Linked DNA regions of Homo sapiens: region 2 is linked to region 1. Evidence: chromatin contacts called from ENCODE Hi-C or POLR2A ChIA-PET data. All regions are on one chromosome and are shown on one strand. Each heading gives the region's core, a stretch centred on a gene start or an enhancer-like site at or near the end of the contact. The rest is flanking DNA. Distances are from core to core; before and after follow the strand shown.

Evidence for each region. A loop is a pair of places that touch in the nucleus more often than their neighbours do. ChIA-PET counts read pairs that join two places held with the same protein, here RNA polymerase II (POLR2A). Pooled maps may share reads with other maps.
Region 2: a map of PC-9 shows a loop between it and region 1 (4-fold over the local background). The contact joins two enhancer-like sites. A Hi-C loop is called at or near these places in 1 of 168 maps with a recorded cell type or tissue (PC-9) and 1 of 50 pooled maps. POLR2A ChIA-PET finds 5 or more read pairs at or near these places in 1 of 52 experiments (endothelial cell of umbilical vein).

The regions. Positions count from the first base shown.
Region 1 is chr7:116,352,114-116,356,178 of GRCh38, reverse strand. No RefSeq gene overlaps it. Among named protein-coding and RNA genes, the nearest start is that of TES, 140 kb to the right of the region's middle. RefSeq lists an enhancer at 1-2,570. Within about 2 kb of position 2,083, at least 31 of the 41 ENCODE cell types and tissues checked have a DNase peak (open chromatin) inside an H3K27ac peak, as active enhancers do; they include PC-9 and endothelial cell of umbilical vein, where a contact is called at or near this core.
Region 2 is chr7:117,130,299-117,134,363 of GRCh38, reverse strand. It overlaps ST7 (suppression of tumorigenicity 7), which reads right to left. Exons shown (of 16, transcript NM_001369598.1): 5 at 3,758-3,873; 6 at 2,404-2,479; 7 at 172-240. The region is part of intron 2 of ST7-AS2 (ST7 antisense RNA 2); the gene reads left to right. Among named protein-coding and RNA genes, the nearest start is that of ST7-AS2, 13 kb to the left of the region's middle. Within about 2 kb of position 1,868, at least 5 of the 41 ENCODE cell types and tissues checked have a DNase peak (open chromatin) inside an H3K27ac peak, as active enhancers do; they include PC-9 and endothelial cell of umbilical vein, where a contact is called at or near this core.

The sequences.
Region 1 (4,065 bases), core at 834-3,333:
CCAAACTGTCGAGGTTTCTTCTTTACCAGGTGGCAGCAATTCCCCACCCGACTCTTTTTCATTTTGCATTTACGTTCTGATTTTTAGAGTCTTAGACTGATGTCCCCGGGGAGAGTAGGAGCAGACAGAAGATTCTTGGGCTCTGTGAATCAATAGGGTCACCAAATTATTTACTATCCAAACCAGAACACTTCTGTCAGTGAAAGAGGCACTGTTGGTAATTAAATCTGGACAACTAGAGTCAACTGAGACTCTCCTGGCAAACTGCGGTGTATGGCCACCCTCTGCATAGAGAATCGGGTGATTTCTGGCTCTAGAGATGCAAGTCAAGTGCTTCTTTTCCTGTGCGTGATTGGGCATTTTTAGTCGCTCCTCTAAATTATTATAGATGATCATTTTCTGCTCTTGATAGCAAATATAACAATAAGAAAAAATTGGATAATAAATTTTCATATGACTCAAAACACAGCCCCGTTGTTAAATAATATTGCTTCAGAATAGATTTTCTTGCAAAGAAAATGTTCTGTACAAATTCTTTAAAGAAGTCTTTCAAGTGGATTTTTTTTAAATGATGCCACCGCCCACTACTTACAAAGAAAGTCTTGAAGGGGAGCAGCAACCCCTCAGGCCATTTCTATCAAAGAGATGTACAATCAGTACCAGCAACACAAAAATGCTCCTGTAATTGCACCCAAACTATTTTTTGTACCTAACAAATTTTTGTCTTCAAACTGCAGTTGTATGGCTGTGTTTCCGTTCTGTTTGTTTTACCACTTCCCTTTGAAATATTTTGCATCATCCTGGAGATTTTCCCAAGTTGTGGTCTGCTCGCTGGAGGGCTGCGCTCCTCTGATTTGCAGCATGAAGTTGTGTTGCCATGGCAGGGGTTGTTTACCATAGGGGAACACTTAACAGGATGGGCACCTCCCACAGCCATTCCAAACTCCTTTCCTCCTCTTCTCTACTCGCTTAGATATTCTGAGACAGCAGCCCAGATATGGCTTTCTCTAATCGTAAACTACATTCCCGGAGCGTGAACTTGACTTTGCTATGCTTTCGAGATAGGGAAATGTTTGGCTCTGTTTATTCCTCTCAAACTGGGCAGTGTCCTCTTGACTGTTATGACTAATCCACTTGTCATGGCTGGAATCTCCTAACAATTCTTTCCCTCAGGTAAATCACATCGCTCAGACTTGTGAAGCAAAAATGCCACTGAGACCAAAGGGTGACCTTGTGGTGGTCGCAGCCTGTTCACCTGACAGAGGTCTCTGTTGCCCAGGAGGACTTTTTATTTTTCCAATAAAAGGAAAGCTTAGTCAGAACCTGACAAGTCTTGCTCCCTCACATTCCTGCAGAGGAACCAGCCTGGGGAGAGATAAGAGCCGTGGGTTGACACCCTGATTATGCTTACCTTCTTATTTGTTAAATGTGGAAATTGACTTCATCCAATTAATAAGAGCAGGAAACAGTTTTTGTTTTGTCTTTGTAGGAAAACATGAAGTAACAGTTTTATCTCAATTTGTCAGGCATTGCCCAAGAGACTACAGCCATGTGGGCCAGTGGCCAAAAAATTGCTCTAAGGCCCAAGTATTAACACCCAGATATAAAAAGAATGCTAATTGGTTTTCCAGCTGAAAAATAATAAGGGATTTGCTGCCAAAAATGCTGTATGGCCTGAAAACCCCAAGTTTATACAATAGGGCCTGATTACAATCTGGGGGCTCCATTTGTGCTCCTATGAAGAGCTAAACAAAGGGAGGTGTTTCGCTCCTCTGTCTTTGTAGAAAGCTCCGCTCCAGATCTCAGCCTGGTGGAACACCAGGCTTCCCACAGTCTTCCTGCCAAATCCCCAAGTTTTTTCCTGGCTGCCATTCAGGAAAGTACAGCTTCGTCTGTAGGATGGAAAGTTAAAAAGGCCTTGCTTGGATACGCTGAAATATATACAAACACTGCCTGACGTATGGAGTAGGCTGCTGCCGCTGGCATCTTAGTAGAAAGAATGTGAAATTTTTAAAAGTCATTTTGGGTACGTGATTGAGATGTTAGCTGGAAGAAGAAACTTTTTTTGTTTGTTTGTTTTAGAAAAATGAAAATTCAGCATTCCCCTTAATCTTAACAGTTATCTTACCTTAGTTGTCTCATTGGTAAAATGTCAACTAACCTCCAAGATCCCATTTAGTTTGGGCTGTCTGTAACTTGAGGGCCGGGTATAGCGTATGCAGAAAATACAGGCTGTCTACTGAATATCTTTGAAAAGGTCCCTGGAAGTGAGTTGGGATGAAAGTCAAAGTCTGGAGCACTGGCATGGTACAGTCCTAGGCTGGTGTGCTGATGTGTATTGGCTGGGTGCCAGCCTGCCTGTGACTTCACACTACAATTCCAGGTCTGTATCACTTATGGGAATGGGCCTGAATTAAAATGATTGCATAATACTTACAACTCTGTTCTCTTTATTTCCAGCTGATGGTAAATATTATGGCAAATTTCACAGCATTTAATTAATCTTACCCATAATGTTTTTAAGTTGTAGTTAATACTAAAATACACTACCTTTTCACCAATCATGGTCATAGACTATTATCCTAGTCACGTATGTAATTATGCAACTAAGTTAAAGAGTTTTTTTTAAAAAAAGAATTACTTTGAAAAATGAAGTAAAATGTATTCTCAACAGCCAACTTCTGCCAAAATATGCGAAGAATAAAACAGGCCATAAGAATCCATTGATGTGTACAAAATTATTTTTTTGACAGAAACAGGCAAGCAACTATGTTTGTTGCTATCAATGCTTTTCTCTTGTTTATTACTTTTTGTTTGTTATTATTAATGTGTTTTCCCTTAAAGTAGTGAGGCAACATGGAACGTATGTAAGAGTTTATGGGCAGGGAGCAGTGGCTCACACCTGTAATTCCAGCACTTTGGGAGGCCAAGATGGACAGATCACCTGAGGTCAGGAGTTCGAGACTAGCCTGGAAAATATGGTGAAACACCATTACTCCTGAAAATACAAAATTTAGCTGGGCGTGGTGTCGGGCGCCTGTAATCCCAGCTACTTAGGAGGCTGAGGCAGGAGAATTGCTTGAACCCGGGAGGCGGACGCTGCAGTGAGCTGAGATCGCGCCACTGCACTCCAGCCTGGGCGACAAGAGCGCAACTCTGTCTCAAAATTAAAAAAATATATATATATATAAAAGAGTTTAGGAAGCATTTCTTAAAACCTGCTGGGTCTCAGGACTTTTTACCTGTAGGATACGTCAAGAAGTAGAAGGAGCATGGAGCTAGTGTTGCTGAGCTTTCATTAGGTTCACTCCACCAGGTTAAATTAATTTTCTGGCGTCCCACATCCTTCTGTGTAGACTCCAGTCTCCTTGGGCACACTCCTGCCTCTGTGATTTTGTACTACTCTTTCCTTCACCCGGAGTGAGGGAGCTCCCTTCTTTCCATTTTTTGGGATTCAGTTCAATCCCCACATGATTTGTGAAACCTCCTCAGACCACTCCGGCGCCCTTTGGTTTCCCACTTCTCTGAACTCTCATTGCTCTTATCATTTTCGGAAACAAGGTAAACACATGGAGGATTCAAGTGAGAATTGAACTGGAAACCAGAAGGTAAACAGGATACCCTTTTTTATTGCAAAGGGCAGAGACCCACTCAGTTGTCTCAAACTAAGGAGAAGGTATTGTAAACCTACAAAGTCCAAGAAACGGGCCTTTCATGATGTAAACTGGAAACCTCTTAGAAGCCTAGGCAGCTCTCTCAGACTCTCAGGATCATACAGTACCCCTCTGACTCTTTCTTAGGCATGTCTACTTTCATTTTCTTCCCTTTTCTCTCTTCCAAATTTTTAATTTCTTCCAATTTCTTTATCATTTCTGCTTTTATGCTTCAGCTCAACATCCCCCAAATATCTGAATTAGACTTAGGGTCTTTATTCCAAATTTAAAGGGATTGGATCATCTTGCCTTGTGCTGCATATCCAGCCTTCTGTTCAATCAATGTTGTTGGCAGGGTAGTGTGGTACAAACAGCTGCCTAAACCACGCCTACTGCAGCCTGTAGATGGAGG
Region 2 (4,065 bases), core at 619-3,118, 780 kb before region 1:
GTACAGAACAGACTGCTCAGCTCGATGGAAGATATAGATGATGCATCCTTGTCACAACACAATACACATACAGAAGCAAGAAAGTGTGGTGATGGGGGTGTCAACCATCCAGATATCCACTAGAAGTCTCATTTGGTTAGAAGTAGGGCACCCAACAGGTTCTTGACTTACTTTGGTAACAATTTTATCTCCCAGATGGTAGAGGAAGCAATTAGGGGAACTTCAACTCTGGACCTAATTCTGACCAAGAAGAAAAAAATAGTTGGTAAAATGAAAATTGATAGGAACATTCAGAGAGAGTCACTATGTCATTTCGGAGTTCAGGGTAATCAAAGAGGGGAAGGTGGACTTCAAAAAATTCAAAGAAAAGAGGCATGATTCAATGGCATGAGATTCAGAAGGAAAAATGGTTTAAGAGGGTTGAGCAGCTTCCAAATGTTCAACTGTAACTGCAATCACAAATGATCCTCTCAGGAAGAAAAGAGGGGTGGCACTTAAGTAACCAACACGGCTTCACAGAGATTTCTCCCAGGTCAGATTTTTAAAGGACATATTTTAAAAGATGGAAAGAGGGCATGTAATGATGGTCTATAAGAGAGTGGAATGAGCTTATAAGAATAATGTCAGGAGAGCTACAATTCCAAATTAGCTGAAGCTTGCAAAAATAACAATAATAATAATAATAATAAAACAAAATAAAATACTAAAGACAACCATTTATTCCCTATTTTAAAATTATATTTAAGGCCCTATCACCGTCCCCATGTCACAAAGGCAAATAAGTAAAAAAAAAAGACAAACAACATAATAACATCAAAACAAGGAAGGTTTATTGTTAAAAGCAGTAGATAATAAAGAAAAAGCAAAACTCTCTCCCTCCTATTTTGTTCCTGGCTTCTCTATCAAGGAGAATGACTGTCAGACTGAAAAAGGGAGAAGAAATTAAACTCTAAAATGGGTAAAAAGATGTAAGATAGCAAATAATTGATCCATTCTAAATGAATTACTGGACTGGATGGGCAAATCCCAGGAAACCGAAAGACCTTGTAGGCAGGCCATGGAATTGCTCTCTGTGGATAGTTGAGGAATCACAAAGAATGGAGAGGTGCTAGAAGATGAGATGATAAATGTAGCATAAATTTTCAAAAAGGGGAAGAAGGCAGACTTCCCAAACTACAGAACACAGTGATTTGGAAAGATATTCTAATGGATTATTAAAGGAATGGTCTCCAAGCACTTTAAAAAGAAAGTAGTGACGACTAGAAGCCAGCTTATATTCACTAAGAATAAATAAATCAGATTGTGCTAGCTTAATTTACTGTAATAGATTTACTATAAATTTAAGATCCGCAGCTACGATTGGCATTCTTAAGATCCAAATGGAGAAATATGAGCTGAGTCACAGTGTAACTGGGTGGCTTAGTAATTGAGTGAACAATACAAAAGATGGTGATTCATGAAGACATGAACCTGGAGGGTAGTTTCTATGTCATGTCACAGGGCTCTATTCCTGGCCTTCATATTTTTCTCAGAAATATGGATGACACACAGAAGGCAGGCATATCGAATTTGTAGATGACAAGAAACTGGAAAATAAATATGTTGCATGACAGAATCAGAAACCGTAGATCAACTGGTTACAATGGCAGGATTTTCAACTCTCACGACAATCTTTTTTTTTTTTCCCTAAGATCTCTGAAGAAGATTCTGTAACCTTCTTCAGAAAAATCATAAAATAGTTTAACAATGACCACTTGGCAAGGATAGTGTTGAGGTGATTCAAGCACCAGATGGGTGGTTCAGCTAAGTGACCTTTAAGGTCTCTGCCAACCCTGAGTTTTTATGACTCCAACTTTAAGAATCTTTCTCATTTTCTGAGATCTCCAGAAGAGATTTCCCAGCCTTCCTTGGTAACCCACAGAATGTTTAACAACACTCAAGACAGCATTTCCTCTTATCTTTGTCTTAATCTTGAAGTATTTTCTAAAATTTTTTTTTTAAACCTTATGTTGTTATCATGTTTTCCCCACTAGCAGAAGTTCTACTAGAAAATGTTCTAGTGCAGATGAGCATTCTACATCTGGAAAATTTTCCCTGTCAGAATGTTTTAGATATGTAAAGAATTGTATTTATTTTATATCCTCACAATATCCTAGGGATAGCCCTTCAAGAAATTAATTTAGGATCACAGCAAAGCCATTGAATTCATAAAATGACTAAAACCACCTCCACATGGTGGCTGTCCTTCATTTAAAAAAAAAACTTTTTTAAATAGAGTAATAACTCCCCAAATAATCCTCCAGTTCAAATGCAGTTTAATTTAAGTATCCTATCAATGGCAACTGAATATATTCAGCAAAGGATGAGATTTCCTTTTTAACAGCAAGATTTTCCCCCACTTACTCATTTATCTCCAAGGCTTCATGAGCTGCAGAAATCCTAGCTTGGGGGTTTCTCTCTCTCCAGGCTTTCTGCATTACTATTTAAGAAAAAGAGAAAACACCAAGTCAATCCATACATATAATTAGGTAGACTCAGTAGAGGACAAGAGCTAAATTAGGAGTGTCAGCTTAAATTACAAGAACATATTTCATTGCTAAGAGGGTTGGCCAAAATCTCCAAAGTCATATTAGTGTATTAATGTGCTATTCCACAGTATTTCAACTGCTGATAGCAAACCTTTTTTGTGCTCACAAAACTACAGGCTAAGGAAATCAAGAAAAGGCACTCTAACAGAGATTTTGCGTGTCTTTTGCACATTAATGTCATTTGTTCTTGGAGAATATATTTTATGCATTTTGAGATGACATTGCTACCAACCTTTTCATTCACTTAGATACAACATAATTGGTCATTTTCCGAAGCACTTAACACAGACTCTTGGTGTTAGAACATTCTGAAACCATTTCAAGAATTATGCGTGGGTCAGTAAAAAATGCTTAAGCTTTTGCTTAACATGTGTACTTATATCCCAAATTTACCTGCAAACCTAGCTTTTATACATCAGAGCAGTTTCTGAACATATGGTGGGAAGCTCAATGGGAATATTTACTGTACCATGATGTTTCTACCATAGCAAAGAGTACCATTTTACAAAGGAGTAACAATCTCCTTATTTATTTTATAAATTTGTATTTTATAAATTATTTTAGAGTGTGTAGAGGTTCCCTTTCAAAAACATTTTTTCACCTATTTACTTTGAATAAATTTTATAACAAAAAATTTCAGTTGAATTATCTGAAACTCAAGTAATGTAAAATACACACTAAACAAAGTATTTTCTCAGATGGAACACACATCTAGACTCCAATAGCCAAGGCCATGACCCCATTCGATGCTAGTTAACCTATAAATAGGCAAATAAAAGTCACTAAAATATATTCATTAATCATCTGAATCCAGTAAATTCCAATTTCTACTTTGAATATCATAAAGGAGATAAGGCCTTCATGCTAACTCAACCAAGAACTTCATTAGCTTCATATAAGATTCATATTTCTTTAAAATATATAAAACCAACTTCGATATATTTTTAAAAATCATGATTCAAATTATTATGAGGGGACTCATTTCAACATAAATACTTCATTGTGATAAAGGTTTACTTAATTATCAGAGTTCTGGGTTCTTATTAGTCAATCAACAATTTAATATTTTATTCATTGGAGTTTTACAGAGTGGATATTCTAAAAGCAGAAATCTTGACACTTAAGCCAAAAAGCCCTCCCATTCAGAAGGATGTATGGATTTTTCATACTTGCATCTGCGGGACGCAGATGGTCCGAGTCACAAGTAAAGAATGTCTGGTGGTCTTGGGCAGAGAGATTCATGTCATAGTAAGTAAGAGGCTCTCGTCCTGTCACCCAAGTATACCTGCAAAGGAGAAATAAGATGATTAGACACTTTTGAGAGAGAAAAGCAAGACCTATAAAATATTAAGCTGCAGAGGCGTTGAAATATAGACCATTAACTGAATACTAAAATAGCTTTGCTAATGAATAAAAAAAATTTTTAAAAATCATCTTATTCTCCCTTCAGGAATTATATCAGTCAAAAGAAATAAAC